3 separate regions of the Homo sapiens genome follow, and all the other regions are linked to region 1. Evidence: chromatin contacts called from ENCODE Hi-C or POLR2A ChIA-PET data. All regions are on one chromosome and are shown on one strand. The core of a region is the stretch at or near the end of the contact, and the rest is flanking DNA. Distances in the headings are between cores, read along the strand shown. Region 1 overlaps RBL1 (RB transcriptional corepressor like 1). Region 2 overlaps MTCL2 (microtubule crosslinking factor 2). Region 3 overlaps TLDC2 (TBC/LysM-associated domain containing 2).

The links. A loop is a pair of places that touch in the nucleus more often than their neighbours do. ChIA-PET counts read pairs that join two places held with the same protein, here RNA polymerase II (POLR2A). Pooled maps may share reads with other maps.
Region 2: a pooled map shows a loop between it and region 1 (5-fold over the local background). The contact joins two enhancer-like sites. A Hi-C loop is called at or near these places in 4 of 37 single-sample maps with no recorded cell type and 5 of 50 pooled maps. POLR2A ChIA-PET finds 5 or more read pairs at or near these places in 1 of 52 experiments (activated CD4-positive, alpha-beta T cell).
Region 3: a pooled map shows a loop between it and region 1 (4-fold over the local background). The contact joins two enhancer-like sites. A Hi-C loop is called at or near these places in 2 of 50 pooled maps. POLR2A ChIA-PET finds 5 or more read pairs at or near these places in 3 of 52 experiments (CD4-positive, alpha-beta memory T cell, T-cell and activated CD4-positive, alpha-beta memory T cell).

The regions. Positions count from the first base shown.
Region 1 is chr20:37,041,867-37,045,257 of GRCh38, reverse strand. It overlaps RBL1 (RB transcriptional corepressor like 1), which reads left to right. Exons shown (of 22, transcript NM_002895.5): 13 at 1,008-1,172. Among named protein-coding and RNA genes, the nearest start is that of RBL1, 52 kb to the left of the region's middle. RefSeq lists enhancers at 825-994, 1,735-1,834. Within about 2 kb of position 1,662, at least 6 of the 41 ENCODE cell types and tissues checked have a DNase peak (open chromatin) inside an H3K27ac peak, as active enhancers do.
Region 2 is chr20:36,845,368-36,848,758 of GRCh38, reverse strand. The region is part of intron 1 of MTCL2 (microtubule crosslinking factor 2); the gene reads left to right. Among named protein-coding and RNA genes, the nearest start is that of MTCL2, 16 kb to the left of the region's middle. RefSeq lists enhancers at 2,459-2,508, 2,679-2,828. Within about 2 kb of position 1,523, at least 22 of the 41 ENCODE cell types and tissues checked have a DNase peak (open chromatin) inside an H3K27ac peak, as active enhancers do.
Region 3 is chr20:36,888,918-36,892,308 of GRCh38, reverse strand. It overlaps TLDC2 (TBC/LysM-associated domain containing 2), which reads right to left. Exons shown (of 7, transcript NM_080628.3): 6 at 2,906-3,058. The coding sequence ends at 2,923. SAMHD1 (SAM and HD domain containing deoxynucleoside triphosphate triphosphohydrolase 1) reads left to right here. Exons shown (of 16, transcript NM_015474.4): 16 at 1-2,080. Among named protein-coding and RNA genes, the nearest start is that of TLDC2, 14 kb to the right of the region's middle. Within about 2 kb of position 1,593, at least 2 of the 41 ENCODE cell types and tissues checked have a DNase peak (open chromatin) inside an H3K27ac peak, as active enhancers do.

The sequences.
Region 1 (3,391 bases), core at 413-2,912:
GCACGTGCCTGTAGTCCCAGCTACCCGGGAGGCTGAGGCAGGAGAATCGCTTGAACCTGGGAGGCAGAGATTGCAGTGAGCCGAGATGGCGCCGCTGCACTCCAGCCTGGGTGACAGAGTGAGACTCCGTCTCAAAATAAATAAATAAATAAATAAATAAATAAATAAATAAATAAGTAAATAAATGTGAATATTAAAGTCATACATCATAATCTATTAACAATCATATTATTAATATTTTGTGTATATAAACTTTATTCTAGATACTTCCCTTATAAAATGGAATTATAGTGTATATACGCAAAGTCACTTTAAATAGTTCATTCATTCTGTTATTTTGAGTTAGTGGAAAAAATAGTCTGGAAAGGAGCAATACATTCAAAATAGAACTAGACTTGGAACCCAAGACCTGACTTCTCCCACTGTTGGTCTGTTGACCAGTTTTCACCTATCGTTGCCTCAAGTTGTCATTTATAATATAAAACGTGAAAAACAGAAATATATGTGAACATATTTTAAAGAACTTAAAAACTCCTTTATAAATTAGAAGATGTTAGTAAGCCACAGAATTATGGTTCAAAGATGACTTTGGTTCTGTGCCACAGAATAAGGCCACAGTGGCCGGGCGCAGTGGCTCACAACTGTAGTCCCAGCACTTTGGGAGGCCTAGGCGGGCAGATCACCTGAGGTCAGGAGTTCTAGACCAGCCTAGCCAACATGGTGAAACCTCGGCTCTACTAAAAACTACAAAAATTAGCCAGGTGTGGTGGCAGGTGCCTGTAATCCCAGCTACTCGGGAGGCTGAGGCAGGAGAATCACTTGAACCTGGGAGGCAGAGGTTGCAGTGAGCCAAGATCACACCACTGTACTCCAGCCTGGGCAACAGAGGGAAACTCCGTCTCAAAAAAAAGAAGAAGAAGAAGAAAGCCACAGCTAGTCCTACATGCAAGTCCAGACTAGAACTAACTGCTTGAAACCACATTGCCTTCTCACTTTCTCCTCTGCAGGTTATTGAGGTGGTGATCCGCTCAGAAGAGGGGCTCTCAAGGGACATGGTGAAACACCTAAACAGCATTGAAGAACAGATTTTGGAGAGTTTAGCATGGAGTCACGATTCTGCACTGTGGGAGGCTCTCCAGGTTTCTGCAAACAAAGTTCCTACCTGTGAAGAAGTGAGTCTGGGCAAGGCTGATAATCGTATCATTAAAAAAAAAAAAAAAAAAACCAGCTTTATTGAGAGATAATTCCTATACCATAGAGTTCACCCATTTTAAGTGTACAATTCAGTGGTTTTAGTATATAAATAGATATGTGCAGCCATAACCACAATTTTAGAATATAGTCATCACTTCAAAAAGAAACCTACATCCTTTAGCTATCACTTCCCTACCCCCGAATCTTCTCCCTAGCTGTAAGTAACCACTAATCTACTTTCTGTCTCCATAAATTTGCCTATTCTAGACATTTCATATAAATGGAATCATAAAAATGTAGTCCCTTTTGACTGGGCATCTGTCACTTAGCATAATGTTTTTAAGGTTCATCCATGTTGTAGAATGTATCGGTATTTCATTTCCTCTCTTTTTTTAAGGCGGGGTTTCACTCTTGCCCGGGCTGGTGTGCAGTGGACAAAGATGGTGCACTGACTACACCCTCAACTTCCTCGGCCCAAACTGTCCTTCTGCCTCTCAAGTAGCTGAGACCACAGGCACATACCACCACACCCACACCCGGCTAATTTTTTTTTCTTTCTGTTTTTCTTTTTTTGAGATGGAGTCTTGCTCTGTCACCCAGGCTGGAGAGCAGTGGCACAGTCTCGGCTCACTGCAACGTCTGCCTCCCAGTTCAAGCAATTCTCTGTCTCAGCCTCCCGTGTAGCTGGGATTATAGGCACCCACCACCACACCCGGCTAATTTTTTTTGTACTTTTTTTAGTAGAGACGGGGTTTCACCATCTTGTCCAGGCTGTTCTTGAACTCCTGACCTCATGCTCCACCTGCCTCAGCCTCCCAAAGTGCTGGGATTAGAGGCTAGAGGCTTGAGCCACCGCGCCTGGCCACACCCGGCTAATTGTGTGTGTGTGTGTGTGTGTGTGCACGCGCGCATGTGTGTGTAGAGACAGGATCTTGCCATGTTGCACAGGCTGATCTCAAACTCCTGAGCTCAAGCAGTCCTCCCATCTCAGCCTCCCAAAGTGCTAGAATTGCAAGTGTGAGCCACCACATCTGGCTCATTTCCTTTTGTTGCTAAGTAATATTCCATTGTATGGATGCTACATTTTATTTATCCATTCATCGGTTGATAAATATTTGAGTTGTTTCCACCTTTTGACTTTTTTTTTTTTTTTTTTGGAGGGGGGGGGACAAGATCTCACTCTGTCACCCAGGCTGGAGTGCAGTGGCGCCATCACGGCTCACTGCAGCCTCAACCTCCCAGGCACAAATGATCTCCCCACAGCCTTCTGAGTAGCTGGGACTACAGGCACACACACCACACCTGGCTAATTTTTGTAGTTTTTGTAGAGATGGGATCTCCCTATGTTGCCCAGGCTAGTCTTGAATTCCTGGGCTCAAGCGATCCTCCCACCTCAGTTTCCCAAAGTGCTGGGATTACAGGCATGAGCCACCACAACTAACCCCTTTTGGCTATTATGATTGATGCTGCTATGAACATTCAGGCACAAGTTTTTGTGTGAACATATGTACATATGTTTTCATTTTTCTTGGAGTGGAATTGCAGGTTCATATGGTAACTCTGTTTAAGCTTTTGGGAAACTGTCAGACTGCTTTCTAAAATGGCTGCACCATTTTATTGTTCCTACGGTCAATGTAGAAAGATTCCAGTTTCTTCATATCCTTGCTAATGCTTGTTATTATCTGCCTTTTTAATCCTGCCATTCTAGTAGGAGTGAAGTAATATCTCATTGTGGTTTTATTTGCATTTCCCTGGTGGCTAATGATGATCAACATCTTTTTATGTGCTTGTAAGCTGTTTGCATATCTTCTTTGGAGAAATGTCTATTCAGATCTTTTGCCCATTTTGTAATTGGGTTGTCTTTTTATTATTGAATTATAGGAGTTCTTCATCTATTCTAGATACAAATCCCTTATCAGATAAATGATTTGCAAAATGTTTCTCCCATTTTCTAGGTTGTCTTTTCACTTTCTTTTTTTTTTTTTTTTTTTGAGACAAAGTCTTGCTCTGTTGCCCAGGCTGGAGTGCGGTGGCGTGATCTCGGCTCACTGCAAGCTCCACCTCCCGGGTTCACGCCATTCTCCAGCCTCAGCCTCCTGAGTAGCTGGGACTACAAGCACCCACCACCACGCCCAGCTAATTTCTTTATATTTGTGGTAGAGGCAGGGTTTCACCGTGTTAGCCAGGATGGTCTTCC
Region 2 (3,391 bases), core at 274-2,773, 200 kb after region 1:
TTTTCCAAGTTCATGGACTCCCTGAGTTCTGGTTCCAAGGAAAGATCTTGAAGTTGGTGGTTGGACTTTGAGTCCTGCTTGGAGGTCTCACCCCCTCCCCCTGCCTGTTTGCGTGTGCTTGGGCACCACCCACCTTCCCTGTGCTTCTCTGAAGTTCTTCATCTGTAGAACATGGATGATGGTTCCTGTCTTTCCTTACTGGGAGTGGGGGGTTCAGTGAGGATCTGTGAGATGATTCAGATGGAATGTCTTTGTAAACTGTGAAGCCCTCTGCTGCTGTGCAAGATCTTGCTATTATTAGCAGTAGTGTGAGCTCATGTTTGGCTGTCCGGCCCAGCCGGGACCAAGAGGCTCTTCCTGGACAATTCTCCCAGGATTCTTGGGAATCAGTCCATCGAGGGGAGCAGGTTTGCCTTTGAGAGGCTGCTTCCTGCAGGCTGAGCTCATGGTTTGGCAGGGGGTGGACAGAGATGCACCTTGTGGGCAGGGAGTGGGTGGGTGAGCAGGAGGTTCCCTACGTAGACAGACCCTGCCTACCCTCCTTGGGTGGCATAGGGATCTGCGACCAGTTCTGATCTGCCCAGGCTCTCCCTCTCTCATTTTTATTTAGAGACAGGGGTCTCACTCTGTCACCTAGCCTGGAGTGCAGTGGTGCACTCATGGCTCACAGCAGCCTGGAACTCCTGGGCTCAAGTGAACCTCCTGCCTCAGCCTCCTGAGTAGCTGGGGACTACAGGCACATGCCCAGCTAAGTTTTTAAAATTTTTTATTTTTTTGTAGAGACGGAGACTCACTGTGTTGCCAAGGCTGGTCTTGAACTCCTGTCTTCCTAACTCTTTGCAGCTGGCTGGGAGTTGTGGACTGGGCAGGACAGAAGCTATACTCTTTTTTTTTTTTTTTTTTTTGAGTCAGACTGTCTCTGTGTCACTCAGGCTGGAGTGTAGTGGTGCAATCCTTGCTTATTGCAGCCTCAACCTCCCAAGCTCAAGTGATCCTCCTGTTGCAGCCTCCTGAGTATCTGAGGCTACAGGTGTACAGCACCATGCCTGGCTAATTTTTAATTTTTTTGTAGAGATGGGGTCTCGCTATGTTGTCCAGGCTGGTCTCAAACTCCTGAGCTCAAGGGATCTTCCCTCTTTGGCCTCTGCAAAGTGTTGCGATTACAGGCGTGAGCCACCGCGCCTGGCCCCATACTCATTCTTTAATTCCTACATCTACCCATAGACAGTGACAGGTACCTGCTCTGTGCCACGGTCTGCCCTGGGTGATGCTGAGGACTAGACACAAACCAGCCCCTGCCCTTCTCCCTAGCTCTTGGGGAAGATTGACATGAAAACAGACAAATACAACCTAAAATTACCAGCACAACGGACCATAGATTTCAGAGTGTGGGGTTTGAATCAGAGTCTGGGAAGGAAATGTTCTGGAAGGATGAGATAGTCAGGAGTCAGCCTGGCAAAGGCCGTTCTAGCAGAGGGAATAGCTGAACAAATTGGAAGAGCACAGTTATGACGCACTGACCCAGGGCCACGTGGCTTGTTTGGAATCCAGCCCCGCAGGTCCCTTGCTCAAGCAGCTCTGCGAAGCTTCTGAGCCTCGTCTCCTCATCTGCAAAACAGGAACGTTTTCAGCACCTACCTCACAGGGTCGGTAAGAGGATTAAACTGTCAACTGATAATGCACGTACTGCCTGTGCGGGGGCCTGGTAATTAGTGAGCCTCCTAATAGGTGGTAGCCGTGTTTTGTTTGTTGAAACAGTCTGTCTCTGTCGCCCAGGCTGGAGTGCATTGTTGCAATCTCAGCTCACTGCAACCTCTGCCTCTGGGTTTCAAGCGATTCTCCTGCCTCAGCCTCCCGAGTAGCTGGGATTACAGGCACACGCCACCAAGCCTGGCTAATTTTTTTGTATTTTTTTGTAGAGATGGGGTTTCACCATGTTGGTCAGGCAAGTCTCAAACTCCTGACCTCAGGTAATCCATCCGCCTCGGCCTCCCAAAGTGCTGGGATTACAGGCGTGAGCCGCCGTGCCTGGCCAATGGTAGCCATTTCTAAAGTCACAGCCTATTTGGACGCTGGAGGGCTGGGGTAAGGCGGGAGTAGGGAGGAGACCAGGGGCTGGCTCAGGACCCGGTAAGGGGACTTGGACCTACTGCAGAAGCTGGTGAGAACCGGTGGAAGAGATAGAAAGCCGTCTACCTTCTTCAGATTTTCTCCAAAAACAGCTATTAACTGTAATCAGAGCAAAAAAGCATTCTCTAGAAAGGGAAGCACTGCCTATCCTGGCAGCAGTGTGGGTGCCCTGGTCCCCCATCCTCCCCCATGCTCCTATTCCCCGTTTCTAGTCCAGCTAAAAAATCTGGGTTAGCTTCAAGAGTAGCCTTTAAGGTGAAGAGGTCAACTTGAAGGAGGTGGCCAGGCCGTGGTGGGGCTGAGGGTCAGGGGCCCCAAGGCTCTGAGGTGGGCACTACCAGGCACTGTGCCCTTTTGTTGTCTGGCAGAGGATGAGGCTTGGGGTTTCCCCAGTGGTGTTGAGGGGATTTTTTTTTTTTTTTTGAGACACAGTCTCGCTCTGTTGCCCAGGCCGGAGTGCAGTGGTGCGATCTTGGCTCACTACAACCTCTGCCTCCCAAATTCAAGCAATTCTCTTGCCTCAGCCTCCCAAACAGCTGGGATTACAGTCGTGAGCCACCACAGCTGGCTAATTTTTATATTTTTAGTAGAGACAAGGTTTCACCATGTCTACAACTTTGTTCCATAGCCACGAGGCCTACTGAGTCCAGTGGAGCTGGGCCTCTCCCTCCCCACTTCCACACAGTTAGGGGGTCTGGGAGCTGGGAGAGGCTCTTCAGAACCACTGAGCTGTCTGTGAAGGAGCTGGGAAGCCTGTGCTCCTCACCCCCACCTCCCAGGGCCCCCCACCCCCAGCTCCTTCAGTTGGATCTGTCACTGGAGAGCTCTCCTGGGATGGAGGCCCAGACTGCATGACCACAGAGCCCCAGAACATTCTTAGGCTCCCTGAGGACTGTGAACCTCTGGAACAGAACAAAGGCCTGCCCTCTGGGTCCCCTCCCCAAGCCCCAGCAGCACCTCTCCTAGCCCCACCTCGGGCCCGGAAAGCCCAGCGCCCCTGCCTAAGTCCTGCATTCGCCAGCCTCTCCCGCCCACGTCCCTGCAGACCCAGCCTGGGGCCACAAGCCTGCCTTTGTCAGCTCACCCTCTCACGTGGGGCCGTGCCAGCAGGGGCTAACGGGCATTCTGCCTGCAGCTGGGACTAGCCCCCTGAGAGGCCTAGGCCCCCCTGGAGAGATGGAACTGGCGTGAATGCAACATCTTGGGCTGTCACAAATTGACTGTGGTGAAGGGCAGGCCTTGGGGAGACAGCTGCTCATGT
Region 3 (3,391 bases), core at 344-2,843, 150 kb after region 1:
AGACACCTCCCCTCACCCTTCTAGCCCCCTACAAGGTGCCAGGTTGGGGTAAAGAGTTGGAGATGATGGCCAGGAGTGGCCTCCAACACGCTGGTGAGAGGCCTGATTAGGTTTTGGGGAAGATCTGAGAGCTCTGGCCTCTTCGTGAGTGGAACATAAAGCCGCCTCTTGTTGGGAGATCCTACCCCAGTGACAGAGGAATCCCCCAAACTAGGCTGTGCCCTGGCTCCGTGGCGGCTCCAGACCCGGGTAGTGCCTTTGTCCCCTGAATACTCACTCCCCCGGTCCAGAGGGCCTTCCCACTGCCCAGCCTGGAGAAGGCCTCCCCTGACCTGCTCTCTCAGTATCCTGGAGAGCTGGCCAGAGGCCATCACAGGCATCATCCTCAGAGCTCCTCAGACCTGGGACTTTGTTTTTGCTGGTTCAGTGCATTTTGTGTATTTAAGAGCAAACACTAGCCAGGCGTGGCGGCGTGTGCCTGTAGTCCCAGCTACTTGGGAGGCTGAGGCAGGAGGATTGCTCGAACCTGGGAGGCGGAGGTTGCAGTGAGCCTAGATCACGCCATTGCACTCCAGCCTGGGTGACAGAGTGAGACTCCATCTCCAAAAAAAAAAGCACAAACACTGCACTGCCTGTGCTGAAATTAGTGACCACCCAGTGGGCTCCAGGCTCCGCTAGGTAACTTCGTTTTCCCAGCAGTGGAGTGGGCACCACCTTGGTGGGGCAGTGCCCCTGTGCCCAGGGCACACCTCATTCCCAGTTCTATAGCAATTCACCAAGAACAAAGTCTGCAGTTAGAGCCAAAGCTGGTGGTGGCCAGAGGGTGCTGAAGATACAGGCCAGTGGGGATGGGAGCCATGAGCCCCGAATGTCTTCTGCTCTGATGCTCCCCGGACTAAGCCTCCCTGGCACACTGGGAGTGAGGGGCAGCCTGAGCAAGTAGGGGAACTCAGACCACAGGCCAGCAGATTTCCCAGCAGTCCATCACTGGCCACCGTGTAGCCAGATTCTGTTCCGTCCACACTGGGGTGAAGAGTACTTGGAATGTCTGCCATCCTGTATGATCACCCCACCCCCTGTCCATCCATCAGTAGATAATAAGGGTTGGTTACAATTCATAAGAGAATAGTTAAAACACTTCTCCTCTCATGCCTACCATGGTGCTGTATCAAGGGGATTTGTTCACATATGGGCTCAGCAACGCACAAGTGAGGTCAGCCATGGCACTAGGTCATTCCCATTTTAGCCAAGGTGCCTCTATAGGGGTCAGACATCATGTGCCCAGACCTAAGGTCAGGAATGTCATATTTTTCTGTTAAAATCATTTTATTTCTGTGTATCTTACCTTTAAATCATTGTGGTTTACTCTGAGATTCTGTAGTCCTAATATTGTATCATTGTGCTGTCTGCAAAACAACTTGAATCTATTTTGTTTGCATCTTTTGTTACATGTAACGCAGCTGTACTTTATGTTCTTTGCAACTGTTTCCATTATGAGAACGCTGTGCTATTTACAAGGTTACATTTTTCTTGGCCAGGCGAGGTGGTCATGCCTGTAATCCCAGCACTTTGGGAGGCCAAGGTGGGCGGATCACTTGAGGTAAAGAGTTGAGACCAGCCTGGCTAGCATGGCGAAACCCAGTCTCTACTAAAAATACAAAAATTAGCCGGGTGAAATTAGCCGGGCGTGGTGGTGTGTGCTTGTAATCCCAGCTACTCGGGAGGCTGAGGCAGGAGAATCGCTTGAATCCGGGAGGCAGAGGTTGCAGTGAGCCAAGATCAGGCCACTGCACTCCAGCCTCGGGGTCAAGAGCGAAACTCTGTCTCAAACAAAAAGAAAGAAAGGAAGGAAGGAAGGAGGGAAGGAAGGAAGGAAAGAGAGAAAGAAAAGAAAGAAAGAAAGAAAGAAAGAGAAAGAAATATCTTTGCTATTTGTATAAAAATGGAAATTTTAACAGCTTAGCCTCTAGAGAGTTACTGAACGTGGTTACCTTGGGAATGTAAATAGAACTGCAAATTAAAATGACTGGCCACTTCAACTGGGTAAGGGAAACAGCTGCAATAAAGCTTCGTGAATATATATCTCCATCTTGAAAGTTGTGTTCCACAAAGGTTTCGACCTCTTTGTCCAAAAATGCATATTACTCATTTACTCCTTTCATACCTTCATTGTGAAATTAAATAACAGACTCACAAGCACCTGGCACTGGTGGCAGACAAAAAGGCCTCAACATTCTGCAGCAGGCCAGAGGAGGAACGACGCTGCTACAGTATTTATTAGTTCCAGTGCTCAAGCCCAGGTTTCTAAGGTTTGACAATATTCTGTAAGTTAAAATCATTTCCACACATACAGAGTAGAATCCTGTTTTTGTAAGTATACACACACACACACACACACATTCATGGAACATTGTCTGGAAGGATATACATGAAAATGTTAAGAGTTGGGGGGGGTTGAATTTTAGGCAATTTTAATTTTTTTAACGTCTTCTGGTTTTTCTACAATAAACATGAATCAGTTGTAGAACCTCTAAAATGATAATGTTCATGAGGTTGGTTTTCCTCGTTCAGTAGCTGGCGAGGAACAGCATAGTGAAAAATCTTCCCTTTGCCAGGAGGCAGGCACTAGCGGGGAAGAGATGTGGATTTTTCTGAGTTTTCTAAGACCCTGTTAGCTTAGGGTCTCTGTGCTGCTTGAGTAAGGTGTAAGCGTCTTTTAATCCTTCAAAGTCACCTCTGCAAAAGAGCAGTGCCTGCCCCCACCTGTATCTTGGGTCCCCAGGCCACAAGGAGGCTGGCCAGCAGCCTCGGCCAACTCTAGGGCCCTTCACCATCTGTGTTTCAAACAGCACAGGCTGCTGTGTGTCAGGAAGGCCTGGGTGGCATCATGAGCAGGGCTGAGTACCTGTTGCCGCAGGGCTGTCAGCTGAGAAGCCAAGCCTCCAGCTCCTGGATGCAGAACTGCTCCTGCCGGGCCAGCACCTCGTTGTTGAAGGTCGGGCAAGGGGAGCTTCCCCCGCGGAACAAGTCTCCATCCAACCACAGCCCAAACCGGCCACTAGAGAGAAGAGGACAGTCTTGGTGCGGCTCACTCCTGTGTGCTGAAACCCCCAGGCTCTGCCACCAGCATCAGCTCTTGGCCATGCCAGGACGGCAGCCCAGTTTCACCTGTCTTATCGCCCCTTAAAGCAATTTATACTGAATTATTGGGGACTCAGCACATTGTTCCCCATGGGGTTAAGAGCTTTATTTATTTATTTGTTTATTTATTTATTTATTTATTTATTGAAACGGAGTCTTGCTTTGTCACCCAGGCTGGAGTGCAGTGGCACGACCCTGGCTCACCACAACCTCCACCTCCCGGGTTCAAGCAATTTTCCTACCTCAGCCT